2 separate regions of the Homo sapiens genome follow, and region 1 is linked to region 2. Evidence: chromatin loops called from intact Hi-C (ENCODE). Cell type or tissue: psoas muscle. All regions are shown on one strand. Links, peaks and the distances in the headings refer to the core of each region. The heading gives the core; the rest is flanking DNA.

Region 1 (7,593 bases), core at 1,538-6,537, 120 kb after region 2:
GAGGGGTCCAAGTGTCACTGTTACACTTCCCTGTTCTTGGCTTCCTCCCACCACTTCCCACTTTAGAACCCACAGGGCCAATTCTTGTAGTCAAATGATTATTTGTTTCCATATCTTTCTGCAAAGGGTAAGGCCAGAACTTGGTTAAAGGATATATTTGCTTCATGCTGTGTCTCGCCAAACATCTCTCTTTTATCACCACAGCCTTTATGTGGCTGCAAGAAGAATTTGGCTCCTGTGTCTGAGCCTGTCCTGGGAGTTGGGAGACATGGGCTCTCAGCACAGCTCTGCTGTGGAAACTGCCTGGGAGATGTAGGCTCCCAATTTGTTGGGAGTGTGTGTGAGTATAGGTGTGTGTGTGAGTCTGTGTGGAGGTAGAGGAGGGATGGTCCCTGGGACTGAGTTTCTAGGCTTCTCTAAGTCTTTGTCAGGTTCTTTAGCAACTTGCCTCCTACCATCTCCATGAAAGGAAGTGGTCACTCTGACAGATGAGATAAAATCATCCTCATGATGGAAAGAGAGTAAATGGAAGAGGGGCTCTGCTTTGATGGAGGTGCCTGCTTTTATGCTACCCCATGACCCAAACCTGGCACCATCAGTTCAAGTCCACTGAGGGATTGCTGGCAAGGGAGCTTTAGAGATTTTGGTAAACTATGAGATTTCGTCCTATAAAGGAAAGGGGTGTGTGTGTGTGTGTGTGTGTGTGTGTGTGTGTGTGTGTGTGAGAGAGAGAGAGAGAGAGAAAGAGAAAGCTACCCAGATAAAGATAGTCAGGCTGCTGTCCTCCACAGGGGAAGCAGGGCAGGAAGCACAGACTTTGTAGTTATAAACCTGGAATTGACCCCTGGCTCCATCACTCAATGGATGTGTGACTCTGAGAAAGTCACTATACCTCTCTGAGTTATAATTACCTCATCCAGAAGATGGGTACAATATTAACCACCTACCTGCAGGAGTAATGAAACTTCTCAGTCTGTCTCCTGGGAGATGAGATTCCTGTGGGAGCGATCTGTAAACTATAAAGCACAGTATTACTAATAGTGGTGAAGATACATTTCTGTTTTCCCAGGAATGACCTTTGAATAAGCGTGTGGGGATGCTGGCCTGAGCCTCAAAGCCTGTAGATGGGAAATGGGCAGATAGTGAAAAGCCTCCAGCTTGGGGAGAAGGAAGAAGAGCCGTGAGACCATAGGTTTCCAGTCCTGAAGGTCCTACAGGATATGGCCTGTTTGGGGACTTAGATTCCATCCATGGGTTATAACCAAATATGTGTAGTGGCTCCAGGCCAATAGGGAGGCAGTGAGAGTTCTGACTTGGGTAAACTGACAGGTTTGAAAATTGAAGGCTATTTCAGTACCAGGAATCTGTAAGGCGGGAAGCCTCTTTTTTGATCTGTGTGGAAATTGATGCCTAGGGCAATACATACCCATGATCTGTTATTCACAAAACCCTAATCCATAAAGCTCTGGCAAGGCTTTTTCATAAGCCTGCTCTAAATTCTCTTGCTAGTAAAACCTAAAATGGATGATACGAAACTGTTTATAAAATACTGAATTTTCTTCATTTATCATATTTTGTATTAATATTCATACATCTCACTGCTTAAATGTCAATGTGTTGGCTAGACTCTGAGAGGTGCTACTTACTGATCTGTACACTTCATCCCCTTTCTGGATTCTGAAAATTATCTGTGCATATGTGATACTAACACCAGTAAGAGCCACCATTTGTTGAGGCCTTGCAGAGGGCTAGAGTTCCTGGATATGTGCTTTTTCTCCAGCCTTGACCTCATGAGGACGCCCTTCCCAGGACAGGTGAGACTGAGGCCCTGCCCCGGGTCAACCTGGATGGCTGGATATTCCACCCTCTGACCAAATTGCACCAAGTGGGTGAAATCTCATTTAGTTCCATCCACGGTTTTCCTTGGAGGAAATTGGCTGAACATAGGGCTAAAAAAATAGGAAGAGCCCTTGGCAAGCATGTGTGTACACCAGTCATTTCAGATAACTGAAATCTGCCCGCAAAGTCTTCTGTCGGGAAATCCTGCACTCTGTGTGGCCTCCCAGTGCAATCACACAGAGCCTGGGTCCACCCACAAAATTCTGGGGTGTCACTTGCTTTAAGAGTCCAATTTTGAAATGTGGTCATGACACCCAGTTGCTACTATCATAGCATGTTCCTCACAGGTGCCGAGTGGGAGACACAATTAATTGCAGGAGATGAAGTCACAGGATGCTGTGCGGCAGCCTTCTCAACATTACTCTGCTGGCAGCTCTCTTTGTCCCTAGGAAGTTTGTGGTTAATTTTTGGCAGGATGGAAAGATGCCTGAAAGCAGCTTTTCAAGGGAAGTCTTGCTTTTGTTTTTGTGGTCTCCGTTTTTCTCCCTGACAGGAGTCCGAATGCAGACCTTATCATGACTAGCACCTGACTTGGGTGAACATTAAGGAGGCAAGATGGCTAGGTGACACCACTTGGCCACAAAACTGAAATAGTTAGCACAGGATCTGGCTTATAGCAAGTGCATGGCCCAGGGTCTCTTCATGGTGCTTATTGTGGTCACGCGTTCTGTCGTTTCCTTCTTCACCAAATCTGTGTAGAGCACAGGGGATAAGTGAGGTGGCTTTTCACTAGCTGAAACTGGGTTTGAGTCCTGCCTTTGTCACTTACTAGCTGTGTGACCTTAGACAGCTTACGTCCACTTTCTCATCACGTAACATGAGGATGGTAGAACCCACATCTCAGCATTGTAGGGCCATAAATTTCTTTAGACAGTGGTGCTCAGGGCTTACTCACTCAGACTTGGTAGCTAACAGTAATAACTTAGAACTAATCTGGATCCTGAATTGTAAAATGTACTTTTCCCCCATGTAAAATTGGGGTTTTCTGACAGCCTATGTTCTGGAAACTCTCTTGCCTATCCACCCCTGCTCTCAGCCTTGTGACCTTCCATGTGCCCTGGTTGCCTATGAGAGCAGATCATGGTTACCCTTAAAGCACAGGGCCTAGCAGCCCAGCCCAGAGCCCTGGCCCGTGGCAGTGTTGCATAGTGATTAAGAAGCCAGGGGCTATGAGACCTTGGGCCAGCAATGACCCTCTCCAAGCCTCAGTTTGTGCATTGCTACTCTGGAGAGAAAAGTAGTGCACAGTCCCTCGGGCAGCAGTGAGGATTCAATGAGTTGAAAAGTCTGGGATGAATTTGATCCGCAAAGATGTTATCGGAAAAGAATACCAAAACAATCCTGGTGTTGGGGTCTTTTGTTTGACTTTGGACCCCACTGTGGACTGACAGTGGTATGAAGAGTGCTAATGTCATCCTCCCTCCAGCCTGCTGTTGTGAGAACTTAATCTTTTTTTATTTTTATTTTATTTTCTTTGAGACAGGGTCTCACGCGGTAACCCAGACTGGAGTGCAGTGGCATGATCTCGGCTCACTGCAACCTCTGCCTCCCAGGTTCAAGCGATTCTTCCTTCTCAGCCTCCTGAGTAGCTGGGATTACAAGCTTGCACCACCATGCCTGGCTAATTTTTGTATTTTTAGTAGAGACAGGGTTTCACCATGTTGGCCAGGCTGGTCTCAAAAGAGAACTTATTCTTTGAGCAGCTCGTTGTTGATGTTGAAAACAAGTTACACTGCATGATGGTAGCCATAGATGGGGCCCTCAGGAAAATGCTCACAAAGCCCTGGAGCCTAGCCAGATGCATCACCTCAGTGCAGGGTGAAAACCCCCACATGGCACAGGCTGTGGCTTCAGAACTGAAAATATTTCACTGGCCCTTATGCATCTCTCTGAAGTTCACTAGCCATGATACAAGCCATGTGGGGCTCAGGAGAGCCAGCAATTGCTACAGCTTTGCCTCATCTGGGCTGGAGCTGAAGCAGGCTAAGAAGGCTAGGATCTGGAACTCCACAAGCTAGTCTCTGGCCAGGCAGGCAGAACCTGCTTCACAAAGGCCCAGTTGATTGAGTACTTTCTGGAGGCTGGGAGTGGGTCCCTCTGCTGGCTGTTTGTGGGATTCACATTTCCTGATGGGGCCCAGGGAAGTTTAGCAGTGGCTCAGGGTCACAGAGGAGCTAGGGTTGAAATCAGGCCTGTCTGATTCCAGAGTTCATACTTTTTTTTTTTTTCTTTTCTTTGAGACAGAGTTTCGCTGTTGTTGCCCAGGCTGGAGTTCAGTGGTGCAATCTCGGTTCACTGCAACCTCTGCCTCCCGGGTTCAAGCGATTCTCCTGCCTCAGCCTCCTAAGTAGCTGGAATTACAGGCGCCCACCACCATGCCACGCTAATTTTTTTGTGTTTAGTAGAGACGGAGTTTCACTATGTTGGTCAGGCTGATCTTGAACTCCTGACCTCAGGTGATCCTCCTGCCTTGCCCTCCCACGCCTGCTGGGATTACAGGTGTGAGACATTGTGCCAACAGAGTTTATACTCTTTAGACTGCCCTATCATGTGACTGCTTAGCCACCATCAATCAGAAAGGTGGGAACCAGGCAGCCAGCTGGGGGCAAGCTGGTGGTTTCTGCATTGGGATACAAAGTAAGGGTTAAGACTGGGGGCCTCGAGGCTTTGCTCCTGCCCAGGATTTAACTGCAATGCTTAGGCTCCAAGATTCGATGGAAAGAAATCCCAGCTGTGGGCTCTGAGGACTTTGAAAACTATGTTTCATATGTGAATACACTTGCCCTTTAGCAAGAATCTCCGCTGATAAGCCTTCCTCCTCTGAGTGTTTTTATTGGTCCCTTAGAAAGTGTTAGAGAAATTTCCCATTTTGATAGACTTTTTAATGATGTTACAAAAATATCATTTCACATTGATTCCACAGGGGGGACATCTGCTGCTTCCCAAATGCCACATTTCTTCAAATAAAAAGCAGAAGACAGCATGCAGTACATAAGGAACTCATGTCTTGGTAAAGACAAAATTGAAATTCTTTTAATAATTAGTCTCATGTCATAGAAAAGAGGACTGATTTTCCTCACCCACCCAGCAAGGTTGCTCTTCTTGCTATACTTGTTTGGCATAAACTACTGACTTCTTGCGAGCACTGATCTTAAGAGGGCCATGGTAATGAGTCACGGTAATTTGGCATGTCTTTGAAGATCCTTCCTCCTACACTTCTGTTTGTCCCCTTGAAGGCATCCTATTTCAGGCTGTGTTTAGCTATTCCTTTTGTTGATGCGTCCACTCATGCCTGAGGTATGTCTCATAACACACCTGTGAGAGGGGACCTTGGAGGAACGTCACCAAAGGCCGAGGAGCAATGTCTTTGCAGTGTTTCCCAGTCCATCTTGTCCTCTGGCTTTTACTTCAGAAGGGACACTCCTGCCTTGCTGGCAAGAGGGGATGGGCTTTGCCTTGAATTCCAGCTGTGGGCTCCGCTTTGCAAGATATCTGCTTGTCAGAACCTGAGACTGCAGGTGTGCAGGGTCTGGTCTATATGACCACGGGACAGGTCCCAGGTATATGACTGACAGGCCTGAGGGACCAGAAGCCCTTCTCCTTACCCAAGCCCAGATGGAGAAAACTTCAACTGTGAGAGCCCTCCTTTATTCCCAAACGGCCATCATTGTTTCCCTTCCCTGTGGCTTTTTATAAAGAAATCTGGGGGAGTAAGAATAAATCGTTTCTAGATCAAAGAGAAACAGCGAAAACCAGGAGAAAAGGCGGTAGCCAATGTACCCACTCCATTCAGATGAATGCAGTCCAAACAGAAAGACAGCCAGTCATACATCACTCAGTGACAGTGCAATGCAATACTTCCAAAGATCTGATTAGGCACTTCTGTTTTTCTTATTTTAAGCTTATGCTTTACAAAGTAAGTTGTTGTTTTTCGTTTTGTTTTGTTTTAAACGAATCGCCTTTAAAGTAGTGGGGGCAAAACACCAGAGCTTAGGCAACCCCTGGTGGAGGCTTTTATAATTCCTCTACTTTTTGGCTTTGACAGCATGAGGGTTGCCTGCTCTAAGCCCTGCCTATCCATCCACCCAGAACTGAAGTGGCTGAATCATTGCCTGGCATGACAGGAAAGTCTTGGGCTTGAGGGGAGAAAAAAAAAGAAAAGAAGAGAGGGAAGACGGTGGGACGAGAACTGGAAAGAAGAGGAAGGAAGGGAAAGATTGTTCAGAGGACGATGCAAGATGTCCACAGGCAAACGGGACTGAGACTAACCTCTTCCATTGTGAGAGAATATCTCAGCTCCTAAAGTTTTTGATATAGTATGTGATGCAGGGTAGGAGCCCAGCAAATGTCAGGGCTTCTGTGATGCCCAGCCCCTTGGCTGCCCCCTCATGCTCCATGCGGCTTCACTTCTTCCTGGGAAGTAAAACAGAATCAGATTCTGGCTGTGTTGCCATTCACTTTCACTCCTCTGGAACCCCAGGGAGCCTAGGGCTGCTACTGCTGCACCTTAGTCCTCAGGGTAGCACAGACCTGGCTACGGAACTAGATGCCTATGGATGACCATCTATACTCTCCAGAGTTCAGATTGAGAGCAGAGTTCTAGCACGTTGCCTCACGCACCTTGAGATAGTCTCTTCTGGGAACAGTGCCCTCCGTGCCCAGCGCATTTGGGTAACATTCACAGCCCACGTTAGACTCCTCCTTGGAACACCATTTCACGTGCCTACAGAGCCCAGGGCCCTCCCTATGACTCTGCAGGGGAGAGAGCCCTCACTGGCATTGGGCTGAGGACAGCCTGGGACACTCCCTTTCCTCATCCAGGTAGTTCTCATCATGGTTCTCATCCCGAGCCCTTGAAACCCCACGAAGGTACTAGCCCCTGGGATACAGTAGTAAATGGACAGGGCAGAGCCTGCCCTTGAGGGGTGCCCATCCAAGGATCCCTGGATCTGGAATGAGAGACAAATCTTGAATTCTCCCCTGAATCCTCATCCTACCATTGTGTGGGACTATATACCAATTTGCCAGTGTGCATTGTCCCCTCCTCCTGGAGTTAGGCTCAAAGGCGGGGGTAGGGTAGAAGTCCAAGAGCAAGGGGACTCCCTTTGCTGTATGGTACCCTAGAAGGTCCAGAGTCCTAGAACTCCTCTCACACCAAATCCACATATCTTAGCTGCAGAAGTGTCTGGAGCAGTCCCCTGAGCTTCCTGTGACACTAAAGTGGCATGGGAAAGCAGTTGAATTTTCCCGTGCCTCCAAGGAGGTAAGAGAGGGAGGGAGAGAGAAAGAGGGAAAGAGAAAGAGGGAGAGAGGGAGAGGGAGAGGGGGAGAGAGAGAGCGAGAGGGAGAGCACGTCTCCAAAAAATGTCACATAGAAAATGGCATGGACTGTGCAGCTAGGAACCAGGTTAGAATGACGACACCACATTGGAAGACAGCATGAAGGTATGCCATCTCTGAGCGCTGGATGGGATTGTACATTGGGAGTGGATGCTGGCATGGACAGGTTGCCATTGACAACAAGCAGATTCTCTTCTCTCTTGCTCTCTCTCTCCGAATTTAAGAGTCTCACAGAATTTAGGTGATAGGCTGGGGCAAAGGAGACAATCCTAAATTGCTTGATAACAATAATTGGTAATTAGTAAGACAATCCCGAAGTAACTGGGAAAATGTGGAATTGACTAGATTAAATTT
Region 2 (7,593 bases), core at 1,121-6,120:
CAGTGTGGAAACAGAAAGGGAGAAAGACAAGCATTGAGTGGAGATTCAGGAATGAGAGCAGGTTGGGAACAAGGAGAAAAAGGAATCATGTGGGCAGCTGGTTGGTGACCTTTGGCAAGCATGGGCCTTTTTGTCTGCCCCGTGTGCTTGGCCACACACACTTGACCTGGGCTTTGCATACACAGCACACTGGAGGAGTGTGGCACAGCCGGGAAGGCTTCCTGGAAACCCTGGCATCAGGAGAGGTCCAGAGGAGAAGCACAGGGATACCGTGGTGGTTTGCTGGCCCAGGCAAAGGCTCCCCATTCTGCCTTCCAACAGGAAATGGCCCCTGCTTCCTTTAGCAGAAAGCTTGCTCCATGAGGGATGATAAACCACCCACTCCCAGGGCTACCCTGGGTGACAGGAGGTCCACTGGGGCCTTGGGACTGTCCTCCCTCCCTCTTCTCTCTCAGTAACTGTAATTTGCCTACCTGAGGGAAGACTCCCTGAGGAGGTGGCTCCTTCTGGGCTCTGGAAGGCCATAGGGGTTGCTGCAAGTCCAAGCAGAACTACAGCTACTACCTCTGTGGTCCCTTCAGTTGCCTCCCTGCAATCTCCTCCTCCAGTTCTCCAAGCCCCTAAATCTAGCCCCGTATTTAATCAAATCCCTGTCTAGACTCCAGACCCACCCACCTCCCAGGGAGATCTCAGATGTGTATCCAAGTTAGGCTAAAGTTGCCTGAAACAAAGGGTTCTGTCAGGAAGCAGGAGATTGCATTCTGCAGGTGGACTAATTCCCAGCATCTTCAGCAATTCTCTAATTGGTGGCATTCAAAGTGTGGACTTTAGGGAACCTAGGGTGAGGAATTCCAGGCTAAGAAAGCCTTGCAGGCTGGCACCTCCATGTTTCCTGGCTAAAGAACTTGTCAATCTGACCTCCGAGAAGCTCTTTATAGTCCCATAGGCCTTGCACGGGACTGGATCCCAGCTGGCCCTCCCTCCACTGGAGCAAGGGTGAAACTGGTGTTGAGTTCAAATCTACTAATTCCACACTCTCTCCATTCTACTGCTGCAGCCAGGGAAGGAGCCTTGGTGGTGTGTGGAGGGCGGTTCCACGGCCATTTTCTTCCCCTATGCCAGGTCTCCCCAGTCCAAGTGTCTAAATTCACCAGGATTCTCTTCACCAGTGCCTTGCTCTTCAGAGGAGAGGCATCCTATATCACCACATTGAAGCCAATGTGAATATTGAATTGGACAAGCCACCAGCTTATCAGAAGGGTGGTACAAATCCAAGTTAGTCCTTAAAACCATGGTCAGATATACACTGATTCTTCTGGAACACTGTAACCTAAGCCCACCCCAAAGTCACCAAGAATATGCTGTCTGGCTTATTTGGGGGTCATACTTTTTCAATCCAGAGCCATTTCTTTCCTTTGAGTGAAGAATGTTGGGAGCCCCTAGCAAGATAGCCCTGGAATTTTTTGGCAAGTCAAGGAAAAGATAAAGTCAAACTCTGCTAGTGGAGAAGATGTGGGTGTCATCTTCTCCACTAGTCATACTTAGCCTTGATGTATCACCTTTCTTCTGAGAATGTAGAAACATTTAATAAGTGGTAATTAAGCTTCCCAGCACTCCTGGTGCCTGCATATGACCCAGGGTCTTTCTTTAATGTCAGGATCACTTGTGGGTCTGTCTACACAGGTCATTGAGGCTTTGGACCTCCATCTAGGGTGGGACACTGAGTGAGGGCTCTGAAGTGAGCAGCAGGTTGTCAGTAGGGTCTTTTGCACTTGCTGGAGAGAGGACCAGATGGCCATCTGGTTTCTGGCTTTTTTTTCCCCATGAGAGCACCAGTAGCATAAAGGGTTGGGCTTCCAGAATCAGTCCAGGTAATCCACCTCTTGAAGACTGGGGATGTGAAGCCTTGGGAAAGTCCAGTTCTTCCTGTATTTCCTCACAGACAGGTTCATATGTTCCTCTTGGCAATTTACCTTGTCAGAGCAAAAGAACACACTGACAAGTAATTTGTGCATCAGTGTCCTGTTGCCTTTGCTAGATAGCTTCCAGGGCCTGGTCAACTCTGGAAGAACTGCTAAAATTGAACTTGTGGGCCTGCAGAGCAGTGGTTCAGCTCCCAGACTCCCTGGGATCTCATTAAAGTAGCGTCTGCCCTCAAGATTCTGGACTCTGAGGAGCCTGCCTGGTCTCTATCTATGAAGCTCTTGAAAGGGCAGTGATGCCTGTTATTCAAGTGTCTGAACTGGCAGACCATCTTCTCATGCCTGCTTGGGGCACGGTCACTGGTAATGAAGATGGTGCTGTCCAATCTGACCACTGGCAAGCACCTCTTTCTAACAGTATGGGCTGCAGGTTCAGCTAGACCCTGAGTTTCATCTGTGCTCCTTCACCCTTACTTGCTGGCTCGCTCAGGGCCTGTTATACAAGCTTCTCTGCGCCTTAATTCCTCGTCTGTATTTGAGTGTTCATTGAGAACCTCCTCTGGGCTACACATTGGACTTTACCCAGAGGATGGGAAAGGAAGATGGGTGAAAAAGTCTGGGACAGGGTCCTGGTGCTTCAGCAGATGAAAACTTGATTTGGATTACTCAACCTTAAAATCAGCTCATATAATAATATCCATTTCCCAGTGGGTGTTGGGAAGCTTAATTACCACTTATGATATGTTTTTACGTTCTCAGAAGAAAGGTGATACATCAAGACTAAGTATGACTATCGCAATTGTGATTCTCTCAAGCTGCCCTTGGGGCTAAACAGTATAAAATTGTCATTTGTGAAACTCTGCTATTGCAACAAAGGATGACTATTATCCATAATGATAGTAGACTAATGTTTAAGGCATTGTTGTGCTCATGAAAACTTAAATCTGCCCAAAGTGAAGATGGTAAACTAGGTCACCTGCTATGAGCTTGTCCTGCTCTTGGATTCCAAAAGCAAACAAAATCCTTGAGGAGGTTGACACCTGAAAGAGTACCAGATAGCAACAGCATTCTTTGTACACCTAGCATGTACCAGGCAGTGTGTTATGCACACGATCTCACTGAATCTTCCTAACACGCTTAGAAAAGAGGTTTTTATCATTTCCATTCTGCGGAGGAGAAAAACTGAGACTCAAAGATGTTGACTTGCCCAAGGAAGATGAACCTGGTACTTGTAAGTAGGGCAGCCTGGAGTGGAGGCAGAGGTCAGGTGTGAAGTGACCACAAAGTTTAGACAGGATCCAAGGAGGCTCTGAACTGGGTTAGAAAAATGAGGATGATTTCCACGTCTCCTGCTTGAATACCCCCCTGCGTACGAATAGGCCTGCTGCTAAGGGAAAAAGGGAACCCAGGAGGGGAAGGCGGTTGGCACGGGAAGTGACTTTGGTGCTAGGTAACTTGAGTAGGGAATAGCCAGCATATCTGGACACGCTGGCTTGGGAATTGGAAGGGAAGTTGGGACCCAAACTTTGGAGTCGTTGACAGATGTGACAGGTGAAGCCTGGGATGACATCGCCAAAAATGCAACGTCTCACTCATTGTCACTACTCCCAGGGCTCAGTCGTCACTGGGGAAAATCTCCAGAAGGTAGCGCGGGCCAAGGTGACAGGTGTCTGCCAAGATCTGCCCGCCAGACTCCCGGGCGGCGCGCTCCCTCCCTGCAGGCCTTCAGCCCGTCAGCATCCCCTTCCTCGGGGCCCTGCTCACTCCCAGCCTCCATCCCCCTGCCATCTCCTCCGCCGGTCGCGTGCGGACACAAGGATGGGGACCTCCCAGCGAGGAGCGCTCTGGGCGGGGCTCCGGACGCATGCGCGGCCCTCGTACGGAAGCCCGGAAGGAGGGGCAGGGGGCGGTGGCTCAGGTTTCTCCGGGCGGCGGCGGCGGCGGCGGCGGCGGCGGCGGCGGCGGCGGCGGCGACGGCGACGGCGACGGCAGCGGGGACGGCAGCAGTAGCGGGAGCAGCAGCGTGGACGCGGCTGGCGCTGGCGCCATGAACCCGCTGTAAGGCGCAGGCTGTGCAGCACGGGGTGCGGGGGAGGAGGAGGAGGACGCCGCGGTGAAGTTCTCCGCCATGAACCTGAGGGGCCTCTTCCAGGACTTCAACCCGAGGTGAGGCGGCGTCGTTGGCGCCCCCGGGAGTCCGCGCTGCGGGCTCGGGCGCGGGCTGGTGTTCGGCTCCGGGGAGGCACGGCGGGCGAGATGCTGCAGCCCGAGGACCCGGGCGCCTGCCCGAGCCTCCCTGCGGGTGCAAGCGGTCCCCAGGCAAAACAGTCGGCCTCGGCGCCCGCCCGCTTCCTCCTCCCGTGCCCGGTGCTTTCAGCCCCTGCCCGGCCACGGCCGGAAGGGCCCGGCCGCGAGCCCCGTCCTGCCCCAAGGGAACCCCATTCTTTTCTGCTTGCTGTCCCTCATTGGTGTCCCAACTTCTTCGTCTCGGTTCCATCCTCTTCTGCGCCGCTGCGGGCCCTCCATTCTCCGCGTCAGGGCCGTCTCACTCGACCCAACACCCCTACCCCCACCCCAGCTGTTTCCTCCAGTTCCTCGCAGTCCTTGGGGTTTTCCTTGGGTTTATGCCCATCCCTCTCTTGTTTGCTTCTTTGTTGAACGGATACCTGAAACACTGTTGAATCCTTGGAGTCAGTGTCGGGGTATGGCAATACCTTATATAATGCATTTCTGGGTGAGCCTGATCATTTTCCATACTCATTTTCTCATCAGTCTTCACTACAAGTTTATTTGCAGGAAGTAGATATTGCTGTCCTTCTTTTCCAGATGGGGAACACCCAGTGGACAGTGTGGAGAAAACACTGGCTAAGCACTCAAGCGCCTGTCCTTGCACTTGCCCGACTGTTTTGTAACTGTTCTTTACCCCAGGCTGTGAGCTCCCTGAAGCTGAGACCATCTCCTGCTCATCTCAGTGTCCCCAGCGCCTCCCACCCACCGTATCTGGCACATAGTAGGCACATATAAAATGTTTGTGGAACTAAACTGAGCCCAAAGACTTGGATTGGAGACGAGGCCATATGTAACTGGGTGATTCTCTGCCCTTCTTTGGCCCTTCTGTAAAATGAGGAGTTGGCCTAACTGATCTCTTAAATGCACTACTCTCCGAAAGGAGTATCCGTTTCCCTTATTTGCCAGTTGGGAAGACGTGCTCAGTAAATATTTGTGTGCTGTAACCTATGTTAGGTGCTTTAGATGCTGGCGGTCTCAGCATGGGGTGAAGAAGGGCTTGTACACTTAAGATGCCTTACAGTACTGTGCAGTGCTGTACTGCGGGGGCCAACTCTGGGGACCTATGCCTTGGCTGCTTGTTGAGGATGAAAGGAAGTTTTAGGGGAGTATTTGTATGTTGAGGGTGCAGTCTCCCTAGGGATGGTGACATTTTAACTTGTGAGTCATTGTGACTTTGTATGTGCTCTTATTCCACTTTGAGTTCATGTTCTGGTTAGGAGTGCCAGTGTCTCTAACACGGTGCAGACATTATCATTGTTGGCTTCGAAGGCATAGAGGAGGTAACAGAACTAACTGCAGTCCCTTCCTCTGCTGCATCAGGGGGTTAAGATTGGTCTGCAGGGTAGTAGGGTTGGTGCTGTGGCTGGACAAGCCCTGTATGTCTTCTATTTGGAGATGGTGATAAGAAAGTTAAGTAAAAACTGAATTGTTTTGTGCCCTTGGGCAACTCACTTATCTATTGTTTTATCTGTAGAATGAGTATAATCTCTCAGTGGGGTAGGGAGGCCAATTAAGGATTGATTACAAAGTGCCTTACAAATAGAAAGCTACAGTGACTTGTTTGCAAGGTGACAGAGAATTCAGAAGCCTCAAGAAACTGCCTTAAGTGATCAAACAGGCTAACGGAGTTGCCAAAGCAAAATAGTGCTGCACTGATACTACCTTTAACCGTTTTTTCCTTTAGCCCTTTTCCCCCCAAAAAAATTAGTATATGAAATTACAGTGAAATACCTGGTATCTAAGCAGATTTATAGTAATTCTCAACATATTCATCAATCTCTTAATTCTACCTGCATTAAAATGTATTTCTACCTGAAAAGTTTAAAGGTCTTTTATACTGTGCCATTTTCCTGATTCATTGTTGCCAGAGGTAGTGAGTTCCTTAATTTTACAGATATTTCAAGAGGACATTGGCCAGGTATTATTGGTAAATCAGATTTGTTTTTTTAGCTGGTAGTGTTTCACCTCTCCTGAGCACTCCTAGTTTTTGACAGTGTGCTTTAGTCTCCTTCCATGCTGAGGAAGGCCTTCTCTATAGGAGAAAGAAAACTGAGGGGTGTACACAGGAAGTTACCTTATGCTGGGGACTCAAACCTTGATGCTACTGCTTTGCTCCCTGCCTCTATTTTTGAACCAATTCAACATCTCCCTCCTACCCCAGGACCTTGTCACACACTGTTCTCTTTACCAGGAATGTTTCCCTCTCTTTTCCTCTCCTCCAGACCTAGTGAACTCCTATTTATCCTCACTTGGCACTTGCTAAGGGAAGCATTCCTGACTTCCCTGACCAGATTTACTGCTCCCTGTTTCTACAGTTCCTGTAGTATTTACTACTCCTCCATCATAGTGCATATTTGTACCCTTGTGTCTGTCTGGATGCTTATTTGATTAATACCTGCCTCCCCCACTAAACTTTAAGCTCCATGGGGTCAAGGCCGTGACTGTGTCAGTATCGTAGCCTGCATACTTGGAATAGTACCTGGCTCAATAAATATTTGTGGAGTAAATAACTGAATAACTCTCCAGAGCCTATAAGATAAATCTAGAGCTGCTGCTTTCAATCACTGCTTTCCTGGTGGTCTGTGGCCTGGTTCTCTTTCTTCTCACACTCTTCCCACCTTCAGAGTGCAGCCATTGCTTTGGAGAGATGGGAGAGAACATGGCACTAAGGCAGAATATGGCTATATTTACTTTGAAGAGCATGTCTTTGTCATAGAAATAGTCACTGTCATGGTTTGGTGGGTCCCAAGGCATGGGTCATGGCTCCAGATCCCCTTTCCAGCCTTTTGGATCTTGGTAAGTCTGAACCCACTGCTGCGTTGGCAAGGCTCTGGAAACTATAGTGACAGAGAATGATTCACAAGTGTCAACACTCAGATGTACAGGGCTGCCAGCTGACCCACTCTACCTATTTCCATCTGGCACTGAACTGGTTGATCATGAACTTCTTTTCATAATTGCTTTTTAGTTATGCAGGTTAAGACATGCCGAAACAGATGTACCGGACCCACAAACAAGTCCTTCCTTGAATGCCTGAGGCTTCCTAACAGTGAAAGAGCCCTGTTCTTAGAGTAGGCAAACTGATTCTGAGGCATTGTAGGTGGTAGGGATCTGGTAGTAGGTAGCATTAGGTGGGCTCCCGGCACTCACCATGGAGCCTTGAAATTTTCTGCTACTTTGGGGGAGTTGCTGGTTCAGAGAAGGCCCTTCCACCCTGGTAGCCATGTGGCACTGGAAGGCTGTGAAAACTCTGCTGGGCCTTCTTAGTCATCTGTTGTGAGCTCCTGATGGGAGTGTGGTGTATCCCTCAGGTGTGCTAGACTGGAACAAAGGCTGAGAAGTGTTGCTCTGGGGGTTCCAACTTGTGGGCATGGGGTACTGA

The links. Peaks named below come from ENCODE experiments on the same cell type or tissue, not always from the same donor. Only the 100,000 strongest peaks of a DNase experiment are listed, where the experiment ranks them.
Region 1: a loop joins it to region 2, with 4 times the contacts of the local background. A loop is called at or near these places in 18 of 110 quality-filtered maps.

Annotation. Positions count from the first base shown.
Region 1 is chrX:149,508,850-149,516,442 of GRCh38, reverse strand. No RefSeq gene overlaps it. Among named protein-coding and RNA genes, the nearest start is that of IDS, 7.3 kb to the right of the region's middle. RefSeq lists enhancers at 3,831-4,125, 4,811-6,010. In psoas muscle, for the core only: a CTCF peak has its summit at 3,981 (motif pointing left); no DNase peak of the experiment used is centred there.
Region 2 is chrX:149,628,038-149,635,630 of GRCh38, reverse strand. TMEM185A (transmembrane protein 185A) reads left to right here and starts at 3,839. Exons shown (of 7, transcript NM_032508.4): 1 at 3,839-4,088. The coding sequence starts at 4,051. RefSeq lists silencers at 3,877-4,286, 4,297-4,346. In psoas muscle, for the core only: no CTCF peak of the experiment used is centred there; DNase peaks (open chromatin) are centred at 3,780 and 4,160; H3K4me3 peaks cover 2,152 bases; H3K27ac peaks cover 1,504 bases.